2 separate regions of the Homo sapiens genome follow, and region 1 is linked to region 2. The links are chromatin loops, found by intact Hi-C in ENCODE. Cell type or tissue: OCI-LY7. All regions are shown on one strand. Each heading gives the region's core, and the rest is flanking DNA. Links, peaks and the distances in the headings are about the cores only.

What was found. Hi-C counts contacts between places; a loop is a spot of excess contacts. Peaks named below come from ENCODE experiments on the same cell type or tissue, not always from the same donor. Only the 100,000 strongest peaks of a DNase experiment are listed, where the experiment ranks them.
Region 1: a loop joins it to region 2, with 2.8 times the contacts of the local background. A loop is called at or near these places in 26 of 110 quality-filtered maps.

Annotation. Positions count from the first base shown.
Region 1 is chr12:108,000,802-108,008,332 of GRCh38, forward strand. No RefSeq gene overlaps it. Among named protein-coding and RNA genes, the nearest start is that of WSCD2, 120 kb to the right of the region's middle. In OCI-LY7, for the core only: no CTCF peak of the experiment used is centred there; no DNase peak of the experiment used is centred there.
Region 2 is chr12:108,464,529-108,472,059 of GRCh38, forward strand. The region is part of intron 2 of LINC01498 (long intergenic non-protein coding RNA 1498); the gene reads right to left. Among named protein-coding and RNA genes, the nearest start is that of LINC01498, 5.4 kb to the right of the region's middle. RefSeq lists a silencer at 3,871-4,071. In OCI-LY7, for the core only: no CTCF peak of the experiment used is centred there; a DNase peak (open chromatin) is centred at 3,983.

The sequences.
Region 1 (7,531 bases), core at 1,478-6,477, 460 kb before region 2:
AGTTAAGGAAAGGGTAGGTGGAATGGCTCCACCTCCTTTTGGCCCCCTAGGGAAGAGTGTAGCAGCTGCTTGCAGCTTGGCTTGGAGATGTGCCACTGGGCTGTGGTGTCTTGGCAATGGCTTGGCCTCAGGGGTGGACGGGAACCATGGCTACTCACCCCTAGAACAAGACACACTCTAGCCGTGGTTACAACTCCAAGATGGCATAATGTAGTAGCCACATGGGCTACAGGGAGTGGGACACATTGCTGGCTCCTTTTCTAGAGGAATCCCAGCCATGCGGACTCCAAGTACTTTCCTCAGCCAGGCTTAGTGCTGGTGAGGACTACAGGGAACCTCAGTGGTGAGGTCTGTAGTGTCTAAGGTATTGATAGGAGTGACTGGGATCCTCTTGATTACCTCCTCACTGCAGGGAGAAGATCTTTCTGGTTCCCAGCTGATACTGGTTGGGGAATGGGGTGGTGGAGGCCCAGAATTTGTCTCTTTTTTACTTGGTCATCCCAAGTTTTTGTGCTCACCAGGGTTTCTGTCACTCCTCTGATGCACTGTAGCAATCTCCCTCAGTTATTTGTATTAAAATATAGTTGTTTATCTATTGTTCTGGCTGTGTCTTTGTGACAGGAATGAGTACTAGGGGCTTCTAGCTGTCCATCTTGCTGATGTCACTTTTCCTATAATTATTCATTTTTGATAAGTTTCTGTCTCCTTCACCAGATCATGAGCTTCTTTGGGGAAGGGTCCGTATGTTAGGAATCTCTGTATTATCTGTGCCTGGTCCACATAGCAGCTCAATAAATGTTTATTGTATGAATAAAAGATTGCATGCAATAATTGGGAACACAAATCAGTGGATGCCATAAGAATGGTCATATTTTCTTACTCATGGGGACAATAGGATAAAATGTGGTACCTAGTGAGGAGTACTAGGAGAAGGACCATCAAGTTTATTTTACTATCTGCTGCTGTAGGGATGGCATCTATTATCTTTTCTAATCTTAGGGGTAGAATGGAGGTCAAGGCTCATGTCTTAGTGCCATAGCCCATGTCCAAGGGCAGATGAAACATTTCCCTGGGCAGAGACTGTGGGGGACCCTTGATTGAACACACCGGACCTCCACCCCTTAGCCAAGCACAGTGGTATGTGTGTGCTTTATGTGCACAGTTCTCACAATGCACATTAGAAAAACCTACAAGCCCTACCTTCAAAATATTAGGCTGGTGCAAAAGTAATTGAAATTTTTGCCATTGAAAGCAATATTTCCAGAATCTCAAAACTTCTCACCATCTCCACTGATACTGCCCTGATCCAGGCCACCATCATGTCTTGTTTGAATGATTTTAATAGCCTCAACTGATCTCTTTGCTTCTGTCCGTATTCCAACCTCCATCTCATCCCCTTTCAGTCTAATCTAACCCCAGCCGCCAGAATGATCTTGTGAAAATAACATCCTTTCTCTGCTCAAAAACCTCCCATACTTTCTGTCTCACTCAGAGGAAAAATCAAAGTCCTTATGGTAGCCCTCAAGGTCCTACAGGATCAGCTCTTCGCCTCACCTCCTGATCGCATTTCTGATCATGCCCTTCTTCTTTCACTTTGTTCCAGCCACATGGACCTTTGTGCTATTCCTCTATTATGCCAAATGTGCTCCTGCCCCAGGGCATTTGCCCTTGCTACTTCCTCTGCAAAGATGATCCTCCCCTATATGTCCACGTGGCTCATTTCTTCATCTCCTTCAGGTCTTTGCTCAAATGCAATCTCATCAGATAAGCCTCTCCCAAGCACCCTATAGAAAATAACACACACCACATTCCCAGGAATTACCAATCCTCTATTCTGCCTGATTTTTCTTCATAACACTTACCACCACAGATATATATTTGTGTGGTCTTACCTGCCTCCTCCTGCTAGGCATAAAGTTTATGAAAGCAGCAGCTTGGGCCATGCCTAGCCACAATTGTATCTTCGGTGTCTGGCATGAAGTAGGTACTCAGTATTTGATAAATGAATAAAGGCATGAGGAATGAGCTCATTAAACCCACTAACCAGCTCTGTGAAGGAGATATCAGGAGTATGATCCCCTTTCTTAGATGGAGTGGTGGAAGCTCTAAGTGGGGAGAGGCTTGTGGAAGCTGCTGTCTTACTCAACACAATATTTGGCTGCAGGACTGTAGAGAACAGCTCCTTTGTACTGGCTGAAATAAACAGCAAGATTTTACAGGGAGGTACTGCATTCCTTATAGAACTTCCAGAAGGACTGGAAACAGGAAATGAAAGGCTGTCAAGAACTGCAGTGCAGGGATGTCACTAGGGTGTGCGGGTCCCAAGGTAAATGCTTACTGTGGATCTCCTGTCTCTGTAAACAATGTGCATCAGCCTAAAGCAGCATGTTGGCACCATTCTGTGGACCAATTGCACCCAGTGCCATTAAGGAAGTACCACACTGGCTAGCAGAGACTATCAGCTTACTAGGCCACAGTACCCAGAACAACTTTAATCTTTGGAGCATCTGGTTGACCCAGTACATAGAGAAAAGGGTCAGAGAGAATCATGTGGGGTAGAGCAGAGACTGGAGTTCACACACTTGGTCTGAGTTTGGGGTACCCTGCCTGGATGGCACTGACAGACCCAGCAGGTTTCAGGCTCTAGAGACAGGACTTAGAAAGTTTCCAGAAAGAGTAGAAGTATCTCCAAAGTGTTAATTCTGCTGATATGTGGGGTCTGGGAAGGGGCCTTGCTATCCCAGGCATGCTATCCCATGCTATTCCATGCTAAGGGAAACCTCTCTGTTTGTCTAGCAATAACTCTGTCACATGTTCCCTGGGCCCCAACTCTGTTCCTTATTTTATTCTTCTCTCTCTCAACCTGTCTGAAAACTGGTTTGTCTGAGGAAGGCACTCTTTTTTTCTCCCTAGCTCCCATGCTTATACCATTGCCAACAGACAGCACAGACCGACCAGCACCTCTCAATCCTAATTCCAAATTTCTGGGAAAGGTGTTTTGATTGGCCCACACAGACTAATAAGCACCTCTCAATCTTAATCCCAAATTTCTGAGAAAGATGGTTTGATTGGCCATCAGGCGTAAGTGCCTGGCCCAATCACCAGTGGCAGGGGGAGGGCTATGGTGCAAGATAATAGCATAACACAAATGCAGAGGAGGGGATGATGGGTAAGGGGAAATGCCCTCAAAGTAGTCACTGTAGCTCCAGCTTATTGACGGGGAGGGGAAAGCAAGGATTAATCCTGGATGTTCCAACATTCAAAGTCTATATCTAGAACAACAATAGTGCACCTGAACACCACCCTTCTTAGATCCAATTGAGGAGCTGACAGGGCCACAGAATTCTGGTGACAGCTGCAAGATTTTAAGAAGGGTGAACTACACACTGGATTGCAAATCTTCTCCGTTTATTTCTGCAAGTTGAAATGTGGGGGCCAAAGAAAGTTGAGAGCATTCTGCCTGGAGACATGCTGACATGAACAGCAGGCTACCCTCTGAATACCTGGATGCTGAATGCATGCACACACACATTCATAAAAATTGGCACATTACACTGGGGTGAAAGCAGGTTAATTGGGTTGCTTGATCCCCTGGGCCTACTCAAGGCACTTATTGCAGACTCTAACTGAGAAGGGCTTTGAACTGCTTAGAACTGAATATGCAGATGCTAGCATTAGCCAAGACTTCCAGCTCAGCAATTTTACCTCCATCTCTATAGGCCACCTGATGCTCAGTTGGGATGTGCTGAGGCAGTGCTAGGAGAAAACAAACAAACAAAAACTGTGCTCAGTGATTATTTAGGACCATGGACAGCAACATGTGTTTCCACCTCTCGCAGAAACTTAGGTTAGGCTATATCCAGGTTGTCAGGGAGCATATTCAAGCAGAAGTTGTGTGGCCACCTACCATAGTTCATGCACTTGGATTCCTATTTATTCATGTATTACATCCATTTGTTCATATATTCATTCTTTCTATCACACATCTACAGAGAGGGAGAGGGAAGGCTAGAGAACCTAGTCATCTGATGACTTCTGATGAGATCTACCTTTGTCCACCTGTCAACTCCTTCTACCTGGGTTAATATAATAAAATGTTCATTTATTGCAACCAAATAACTTGTTGTAAAGACAGCATTATTGGATGCTAGGGTGAGAGCGCCCACCTCATCCAAAAAAACAACCAGTCTTATCTCTACCCCACAGAGCTTTGGGTATAGCAGGTTCTATGATCCAAACATTGATATCATGGGTGAAGGACAGAGCTTGGGACTGGCCCTCATGAGACAAGTGTTCTAGTCACAGCCAGAAATGGGCTCACTCTGTCTGCCCACGTGGGTAGAGGCAGTCCCCATCACTTTGGGAAAGCAGATGTCAAGCAGCAGCAATAAATTAAACCCCAGTGGTGCTTGCTTTACTGAAGCACTCAATTTAATGAGTCTTTCTTTGACACACAAAATTCTACTTACTACTTCAGCAAATGTGACCTGTTTGGTGTGAATAATTCAGTGTTTTGCAGGAAGCCTGACTTCCACTGAGAATGCAGCACTGTCAAAGATTGTTAACTAATCCTATGGAGCAGAACTGAGCTCTGGTCCACTCTGAGTCAGAAATCACTTGGGAAAACAGTCTAAAAAGAGAATATAAATGAAAAATACTTCCCCCAACTAACAACAGAAACCACCCTCCCCCAAACTCTCCCAACACATACACATCAGTGTGCAGCTCTTCTCTTCTTAAAGCTTCAAACCACGCCTGGGGAGGTTTTGATCCAGAAGAAACTTCTGAAGATGCATTTCCATGCTAAATAAAGAATTTTAAATGGAAAAGTTCAGCTCTGGATGAATATGCTGGCTGTCTCTGTCCAGAGAAAGTGAGGGGTCTGGGAAAATGAGAAAGACCTGACCACTCACATTTCAAAGAAGGGGTTCTTTTCTTTTTGTTTCATCTGTCTAATTTTGGGTAAGTCACTTCCCTTCTCTGGGCTCATTTTTTTTTTGAGACAGAGTCTCACTGTGTTGCCCGGGCAGGATGGAGTGCAATGGCATGATCTCGGCTCACTGAAACCACTGCCTCCCGGGTTCAAGTGATTCTCCTGCCTCAGCCACCGGAGTAGCTGGGATTACAGGTGTGTGCTACTACACCTGGCTAATTTTTGTATTTTTAGTAGAGACAGGGTTTCACCATGTTGGCCAGGCTGGTCTTGAACTCCTGACCTCACATCCACCACCTCAGCCTCCCAAAGTCCTGGGATTACAGATGTGAGGCACTGCGCTCAGCCCTCTGGGCTCATTTTTAAAATTAGAGCCTTGGATTAGAGATCATGGATTCTTAACCCAGAACTGGTTAAGGGCTGGTCCATGTGTGGTCAATGAAATCTCTGCAATATTGGGCAAAATTATGTTCATACATGCACTTGGGGAAGGAAAGAGGCCATGTAGCTTCTGTCAGATTCTCAGTAGTGTCCCTGGGCTCCAGAACTGCAAGACTCCTGGGCTAAGATGATTGCTCAGTCTCAGTTTGGCCCCAAATCGGGATGTGATCGTGATGTCTTCTGTGAATCTGAGCAGTTGTGTTCTGCACTTGGACTCCTTATGATGGGTTCTGAGGGACCCTGTGAGAACTTCCACCTTTCAAGCTTGAGAACAAAATTAGGGAGCCCAACTGCTGGATGCAGCAAGCATGTGGCTTTTATCAGGAGAGAACATATTCATTCATTTGTTTAGTCATTTATTCATTCCGTAAATTGTCATTTACGTATGCCAGCTGCTACCCACTGCCCACCTGGAACTCACAGTCTAAGACACAGGCAATGGAAAAACAATCATAAATGACTGTGATCACAAAGCATGGCAAGGGCTCTGAAGGGTCACTAAGCATTGTAGTGAGAGATTGTAAGAGGGACCTCTTTCTCCTTCACTGCCACATCCCATACATCCAATGAGTGAGTGACACACTGGTCTGCCTCTTCAATCACCATGGCCAATACCCTATTTCAAGTCCCCATCACCTTGCACCTGAATGTTACCAGAAAGGGGTCCCAATCCAGACCCCAAAAGAGGGTTCTTGGATCTCATGCAAGAGAGAATTCGAGGTGAATCCATAAAGTGAAAACAAGTTTATTACAAAAGTAAAGGAAAAAGAATGGCTACTCCATAGGCAGAGCAACCCAAGGACTACTGGTTGCCCATTTTTATGGTTATTTCTTGATGATATGCTAAACAAGGGATGGATTACTCATGCCTCCCCTTTTTAGACCATGCCTGACATTGCCATGGCATTTGTAAACTCTCATGGCGCCAGTGGGAGTGTAGCACTGAGGAAGACCAGAGATCATTCTCATTACTATCTTGGTTTTGGTGGATTTTGGCAGCCTTCTTTACTGCAACCAGTTTTATCAGCAAGGTCTTCATGACCTGTACCTTGTGCTGATCTCCTATTTCATTGTGTGACTAAGAATGTCTTAATCTCCTGGGAATGCAGCCCAGCAGATCTTATTTTACCCAGTCCCTATTCAAGATGGAGTTGCTCTGGTTCAAATGCCTCTGACACCTGCAGCTCTCTTCTTGGTTGCATTCTTGCCCATTGACTGAAATGGGGACATCCTGCAAGGGAGAGTGGGAGTGAGTAGGATCCAATCACGTGCTATGTGTAAGAATACAAAGTCAAACCAGCACAGTCCCTGCCCTGGAAGAACCCTCAGAAGCTCAGGAAAGAGAGTGAGAAGAGGGATGCTGAAGTGGTGGTCTGGCTACTCAAAGCAGAGGTGGGGTGGGGGTGCAGGGAAAGTACCTTCTCAAGATGAGAACTTTGAAGGACAATGTTCACTTGGATATGTAATTTACGGTACTGCAAAAAAAAAAAATCATACATTTGGCATCATGCTTGGCATTGCACAGAACAAAACATAATACAGCCAGTGCCTACACACTTATAGCTGATGCTGTTGATTCTCAGCCCACAACAGGATCCAAAACAGACTAAATAAAGCAAGCAAGCAACTCCAAACCCACAAACCAAGCAAATTAGGGGGTGATTACATCCATTTGTGTTTCAGAAGCGCTCCTTGATTTACAAAGGACTGTCTTTAAATAGCATCCCTGGAGTGTTTACAGATCTGTAACTGCTTGCTTGAAGGGCTGCAGGTAGAGAAGAAAACCAAAAACACAAGTTGTAGAATCCCTTGCCAGTTGAAGCCATCCTGAGGAGTGTATAACCTGATTCAAACCTATAAACATAGAGGGATCTATCCATGCTGTAAAGAGAAGCAAACCTGCAACCATCAACTCTGGGGAGCAGGCTGGGGTCTGAGTTCTTATCTGAGAAAATGCACATGAAAGATTTGTATGCACATGGCACATAGTAAGTGCACAGTAAACATCAGTTGTCATCATTATTCCCTATGTTCCAACACCAGCTGGCTGTCCTGCAATTCAATTCAATTCTGTCACTAACTACCTAGAGTTAGCACAGGTCCCATAGGTTAAGATACTCAGTCTCACAAGACTATCCTCACTTCAGGCAGTAACAG
Region 2 (7,531 bases), core at 1,592-6,591:
AGGGAGACCGGTGTGTGCTCCTTAAGGTAACATCCATGCCCGGGCCCCAGACACCCAAGGAACAGTCAGCAGGCCCTGAGGCCAGTCTCACCCCTCCATCAACACACCACAGCCAGTGTTGTTTGTAGCTCAGCGTGGGCCCCCATTGAGTCTGGCTATGGCATATTCAGAACAGCCAGGGCCTCTAACAAGGTGAGTGGGGACCTGGCAGTCATTTTCTCTTTGCAGCTGTGACATCTTCACGGAAGTTCCTCTTTGAGTCAGGTTTGTATCTCTTACCTGACTCTTGCAGCCACGACTTCTGGAACTCTGTCTCCCAGGATGTGACCGTGTACTAAAATATTTTACATGCCATGTATCCATGATAGTTCCATGAGGGAACTACCATTATCATCCCCATTTGAAAGATGGGGAAACTGAGGCTCAGAGAAATTCTGTAATGAGCTCAAGGTCATAGAGCCTCTTACCAGCTGAGCTGAGATTTAGACCCAGACAGGCTGAGTGCAGAGCTGATGCTCTTGACCATGACACTGGAGACCTCCTGGCACCAAGGATGCCATAGGATGAGTGAAGTCTCCAAGAAGTCTACCAACTGGTTTCTGCCTTAATTTTCTTGACCCCAGGACCCAAGGCCCCGGGTGCAAGGGTAGCCACAGCAGAGGCTCAGAAGTCCACACTGAACTGAGGAATGGGGTCAGTCCTACCCTGTGTCAGAAATCCCTTTCTCTTGCTTTGCGAGGCCAAAGGGATCAAGTCAAACCAACCATGGCTGTTTCCCTAAAAATCCCATTTTCCCTCTCAGTGAAGGAGAAAGCAATATGATTCTGCAGGCTCCCTGAATGGTGAATTTGCCCCTGTTAGGCAGCTTCTAGGGCTGATTTGGAGAAAAGAAACAAATCACTCCAGCACCTAAATCTAACAAGCTGGGAGAGATGGCAGTAAGGATTGCTGCCGGGAGGTGGGGCAGGAACCAGGAGATGTTTATAGGGCACCAGAGAGAAAGAAATGGGGATGGTTGAGCCCATTCTGCTGCTGACCCCAGATTTATACACTACAGGCCTCGTTCATGGTCCCCATGGGACCACAGGTCCTTTCAGCATCTCCTCCTAGCTTGGGAAGATGAATCACACACACAGAGGAAGCGAGTGTTGCTGTATCTTTGTGAGTGAGCCTGTGTGTGCTTGGATGTGTGTGTGTGCACACATTGGAATGTCTTTGTGTGTCTGCCTCAGTGTATCTGTGTGTCTTTGTATATGCATTTGTGTTTCTGCCTTTGGCTACATCTTTCAGATGGATGAGATCAGTTTCTCTTTCAAGTCGCCTTTTGGGAGTTTACTACAAGATCCGCTTCCCTCCCCTCTACTGGACAGAGTGATGCCTCATCTTCCCTGCCTCTGAATGTTGAGGCACCTTCTCCCCTGCTGACAAAAAATCAAATCTTGGAGGTGGTCTTCGATTCTACTCAGGGGAAGTAAAAGTCTGTAATTATGATATACTACCAAATGAGGTGGGTGGTTTCAAGCCCCTAGCTGGTAAATTCCCTCCTCTTTCCTTCTTGCAAGTCAATTCCTTTTGTTTTTTGGGTTTTTTTTTTTTTAGATGGAGTCTTACTCTGTTGCCCAGGCTGGAGTGCAGTGGTGCAATCTCAGCTCACTGCAACCTCTGCCTCCCAGGTTCAAGCGATTCTCCTGCCTCCACCTCCTAAGTAGCTGGAATTACAGGCATGTGCCACCACACCTGGCTAATTTTTGTACTTTTAGTAGAGTTGGGGTTTCACCATGTTGGCCAGGCTGGTCTCGAACTCCTGACCTCAAGTGATGCACTTGCCTTGGCCTCCCGAAGCACTAGGATTACAGGCATGAGCCACCACCCACTGCACCCAGCCAAGTCAGTTCTTATTTAGAGCAAAGATTTTTTTTCGCTGATGCAAACTATTTAAGCTATTTATGTAGTACTTATTCCCCTGCACAGACATGTGATAGCCACATATTTAAAGTCTGTAAATAATACTATCAAAATGATCTTAATCTTCTAAATCTCACAAATGTTTATATTTTACAACCCAATCAAAAATTAATGCTAAACAAGCCAATCATAGAGCAAAGATTTTTAACCTCTGCATCTGTCGTCATGTTTTGGGCAACATGTGCAGCCTACCAGCTCTCTTCTGTGCCTTCATGACCTAGAAGCTACATGTGGGGTGGCAGCATCACAAAAATCAAAGTAGCCTGAGTCCCTAAGTAATTGCATGAGGGACCACCACCATAGAGGGTTGACTGACTCCCAACAGAATTTATGTAAGAGAAACAAAGCTTGATTGTCTAAAATCACAGAGACTTCTGGGTTTGCTTGTTACTGCATTCATAAGCTTATCCTAACTAATACAACAACTAAATCATCTTATGTATCCCTGGTGGTATACACAATAAAACCTTGGCATACATTTGACTTGGCTATTTCTAAGATCCCACTTAGCTCTGAGACTCGATAATCCTAACCTCTTATGATAGCATGACCCTAATTATTTACCCAGATCACACCTCTGGGTCTCTGAAACATAAATTTGCAGACTGACATTGCCACCCAGCCCTCTAGTATATGAGGAGATACGTCTAAAGATGCTACCAGGCCCTCCCAGAATGGAAAAGCATGAAACTGAGGGATTTTTTTCTGCGACTGTGAAGCTTCTATATTTATTGCCCAGCCAGCTGCATTTCACCCTGTGCTGGGCAACGGTTCCTAGATGAACCCAACCCAAAGCCCTTCTCCCCATGAGCCTTTCTACAATCCAAACCCTCCCAATTAAGGAGACAACTTTGAAATTAACCCTAACTAAGTCTCAGAAGTGTCCTTGGACTTCAAGCAAGCTGAGTACCTTGGGGGACTTATTCTGGCTCTTGTTGGACTTGATACTCATGTCTACCGAAGTGTCAGGTGACTTGGGTTCCAATCACAGCTCTCGCATTCCTAGCAGTGTGAACTCTGACAAGTTACATGGCCTCTCTGAGTCATATCTTCAACTGTAAAATGTGGATAATAATAGTACCTGCCTCCTAGGATTGTCCTGAGGATATACAGAGCATAAAACTAGTGCCCCAACGTCAATGAAAAAAAGGAGCCCTTTGTGTAAGCAGAATGGGGGAAAGCACCCATAACCAAACTCTAATCAGACAAAGTGTCAGCTCTTTAGCCATTGGAGTCACCAGTAAACTTGGCCTGAGAGAGTAAACCTTCAATTCACTATTGCTGTCTAGCTAAGACAGGCTTCTCGGGGTGCCATTGTTATCAGGGATGGGGAGGAATGGGACAGAGCACCAGTACCTTTTGATGAGGAGGAGAGTCACTGCTTAGGTACTGCTGGGGAAGTCCCAGTCAGGCAGTGAGATGCTCCAGGCACTAAAAAGACAGCATGAAACGGGCACATATATCACTTCTTCACTTGAAGTCCCAGTTTCTTCCCGCATCAAATCCACAGGCTATATTGAGGGTCTAAAGTGGCTGCCACAGATTTTAAAATGTGGAGACCCTGCGAGGTGTTATCATTGCTATTGCCAACATCATTACTGCATACGCTTCTCCCCATGAAAAGCCCTTACAGAAACTCCCCCGCCACCCCCATATTTTCTCCCTCAGAGCCCCATACTACGTGGATGGATAAATAAAAAACCAATGCTTTTCAATTTCCAGGACCCTCCTGAGATCATTATTCACTCTCCAAGAGGGTAGCTTTTAATTCTGCTATAAATGAGAGGCTGGCCTTTAACTCCCCACTCTCTGTTGTCATGGAAACTGGTGCACTAGCAACTTGGCGTGGAAACAAGAAATGGGTATTCTTTTTCCATCAAGAAGAGGAAAGGCTGGGAGAACTTCAAGGTAGGAGGTGGAGACCTTGCACTCTATGTGATCTCCCTTTGAAAAGGAACCACCCAAAAGATGCCAATAAGGAAATTCTATTGCAGAGCCCTAGAACTAACTTCAGGACCATGGAGAGCTCCCTGAAAAGTTAAAGGTTGAGCCAGGAGCAGGAGAAAAAATGAAGTCAGTAGCTACACCATATCCTCAACTTCTACAGAAGACAAAGTATAAAAGGCAGGGACTGTGCTGCAGAGGCGAGAAGACGAGAGGGGAGGAGAGAGGAGTGGAGAGGAGGGGAAGGGAGGGGAGGGGAGGGGAGGGGAGGGGAGGGAAGGGAAGGGAAGGAAAGGGAAGGGAAGGGAAGGATCCCTCTGGCATTAATCCGTCTTAGTCCCAATCCCAAATTCCCAGGATAAAGACTCTACATGGGGAGGTGTTTCCCCTTTAGCTAATTTGCTATGAATAGGGAAAGTGGGACCTCACTGGACACATGTGGCCAGTGGGTACACATCCAGGGACCCTGTGGATCAGAGAGGTGCGAGAAGCAGTGTTCAAGAAGATGGGAATGAATGTGAGCTGTGCGAGATCTCATAAACTCACTGTGGCAATGATAGATCCTGGACCCTAAAAATAGAAAGAATGCATTCTCTAAAAGCTGAGAAATTTGGCCAAGGAAGGAATTGGGGTCCATCCTACATGGAAGCCAGTAATGGGGATGGGAGAGTTAAGCCAAACCCATGAACTTTAAAAAGCATCCAACTTCTACTCAGTAGTCATTGAAATGGTCTCCATAAAGCTCCGAGGCAAAATTATAGATCATCATTTTAATTGAGTGAAATTGGCTATACATTAATATTCATGATTATTAGAGCAGCTAATTTTCCTCTTTATAGAAAGTGAGTGGGGGATCATTTCAGCTGCTACTTACTTTTCCTCCCTTTGATTTCTGCGGAGGAGGTGAAAGAATAAAACACACAGCACTTGGAATCAGCCATCAATTTTGGAATGTTGGGTAATTATCAAGGATTTTTTAAATTGCTTTGACCTCTTAGAGGGACTGCGTAGAAGCATTCTATGAATATTAAAAAAAAAATGCACCTGCTAGCCTCCAGGCCTGGTCCCTTTGGCCAAATAAGGGCAGGTGACTTAAATGACATAAGCACCCCATCCACTCCACTGCCCCACCAACCCACCAAGGATGAAAATAACAACAACAATAACAATAATAACAGTCATCAGAGCCCATGCTGGGTGCAGCCAAGATGGGATGAGAGTGCACAGGTAGGGTGACAAGGGTGTCCATGCATGGAAGGGGTGGCAGCTGAAACAGGAGAATCGTTACATTGACCACTGAGTATAAATGGATTTCTCACTGTCAGAGAAAGGAGTCACAAATGTGGAAAGGAAGAGAACCAGAATGAGCTCTATGGTGATGGATTGGAGTCAGAGGTGTATTAACGTGACTTTCTGGTTTCCAATATGGAGAAAAAAATCTAATAAATATAGATGTAAACATGTTTGTACATGTGTATATCTACATACACATACATGTGTGCACACACACATGTACTCCCTAGATTTGCACATTAAGAGGACCTGGAATCAGTGCTGCCCTAATAGCTATAAACATACTTTACACCAATATCTTTGTTTCCAGATATTCTCCACTAAATTGAATCAAGGCACTTTAGGGAAATGGCTGATTCCAAGGCTGGCTCCAGGAAAAAACAAGATAACTGGAACATCTTGTGCCAGAAAGCAAGAAAACATTCAAAGTATCATAGGGGTCACATCAAGGGACACAGACACCAGCTTGAAGTGGCTCTCACCAGCCAAAAATGACGTGATTTGAGAATCAAAATAAATGAGAATAGTAATGAATTACAGCCCACTCAAAAAACTAGCATGGAATGAGTTCATACTGATATAAATAAATGAATGAATAAAGTAAATGTTTGATACTGAATAGGATATTTACATAATTTCAAAGACCCTCCCCACAAAAAATACTGCGAAGACAGAAAGAGTAATTTTAGAGTGGAGAGAAGTCCCCTGTGGGGAGGGCCCCTCAATTAAGTGACCAGAGTGAATGCCAGCAGTAATCACATGCCATCCAACAGGGTTCCATGAGAAGGATGCCACGTCTTTCACATGCTATTCCTGCCCAAGATGCATGACCTGAATCTATTCACCAGGGAGCATCAGACACACCCACACAGAGTGACATTCCACAAAATGCTGGCTGTCCCCTCCAAAAGCATCACGAGAGTCCAAGAGAGACTGAGGAACACTCCAGACTGGAGGACATCCAAGAGACAGGACAGCTAAACACAACAGTAGATGCTGAACTGGATCCTTTCACTGGAAAGGACGTTATTGGCACAAATAGGAAACCGTGAATGGGGTCTGAGGATTAGATGGGTGTAATGTTGCAGGATTCATGTCCTGACCTAACAATTTTACCATGATCACTAAGAGCATGTCCTTATTTTAAGGAAATAGACTCTACTGTATTCAGGGGTGACAGGGCATCGATTTGACAACTTATTTTGAAATGGCTTTGGAGGAAAAAAAAGTGATCTGTATTGAACTTGCAACTTTATAATAATGATCATAGTAACTGCTAATTTGAATGTCTACTATGCACAATGCACTTTTTACAACTCTGTTTCTACCTTATAATAACCTTACAAAATCATCCTAATATATTCCCATTTCATAGATGAGAAAACTGAGGTTCCAAGAAGTCAAGCATCATGCACAAGGTCATTACTACTTTTATTCTACAAGTGTGGACTGTGTCTCTGGGGACTGTGCCAGACACTGGGCATATAGTGAGGAATAAAATAAGCATGTCCTTCTCCTAGTGAGGAATAAAATAAGCAGGAATTTTAAATCCAGGATGCGCTATGGGCAAGAACCAGGAAAACAAACAAGGAAATCATTCCTGGCAGGATGAGAGCCGTGAACATACAAACACAAGGTTTTGGAGAAAGATGATATTGAGGAGCAGAGGATGAACCCAGTCTGTGAGCCTTTATGGGTCTTGGTAGAATTTGGATTTTATTCTAAATCAATGGGAAATCATGGTCATGATTTGTGCATGGAAATGACATGATCTGATTTGGGTTTTTTGGGGGTTTGTTTGTTTTGAGATGAAGTCTTGCTCTGTCACCCAGGCTGGAGTGCAGTGGTGTGATCTTGGCTCGCTGCAACCTCCACCTCCCAGGTTCAAGCGATTCTCCTTCCTCAGCCACCTGAGTAGCTGGGATTAATTGCAGAGGTGTGGTACCATGCCCAGCTAATTTTTGAATTTTTAGTAGAGTCAGGGTTTCACTATGTTGGCCAGGCTGGTCTCAAACTCCTGAATTCAAGCGATCTACCCACCTCGGCTTCCCAAAGTGCTGAGATTACAGGTGTGAGCCATCATGCCTGGCCCTGATTTGTATTTTAAAGGAACTTCCTAGCTTCAGAGAGGGATTATCAGGGCAAGAAGAGACAATGTGGGGGCCAATGAGCTGCTAAGTGGCAGAGCCAGTTTTCCCCACCCCCAGGTCTCTCTGGCCTCACTCTCTTGCCACTCCAGCAGGTACCCTGAGTGTCCTCCCCATCCCTCCACACTTACCTCATCTGGTTGCCCTAAGCAGGTCGGCATCGCCTGGAATTAACACTGCCT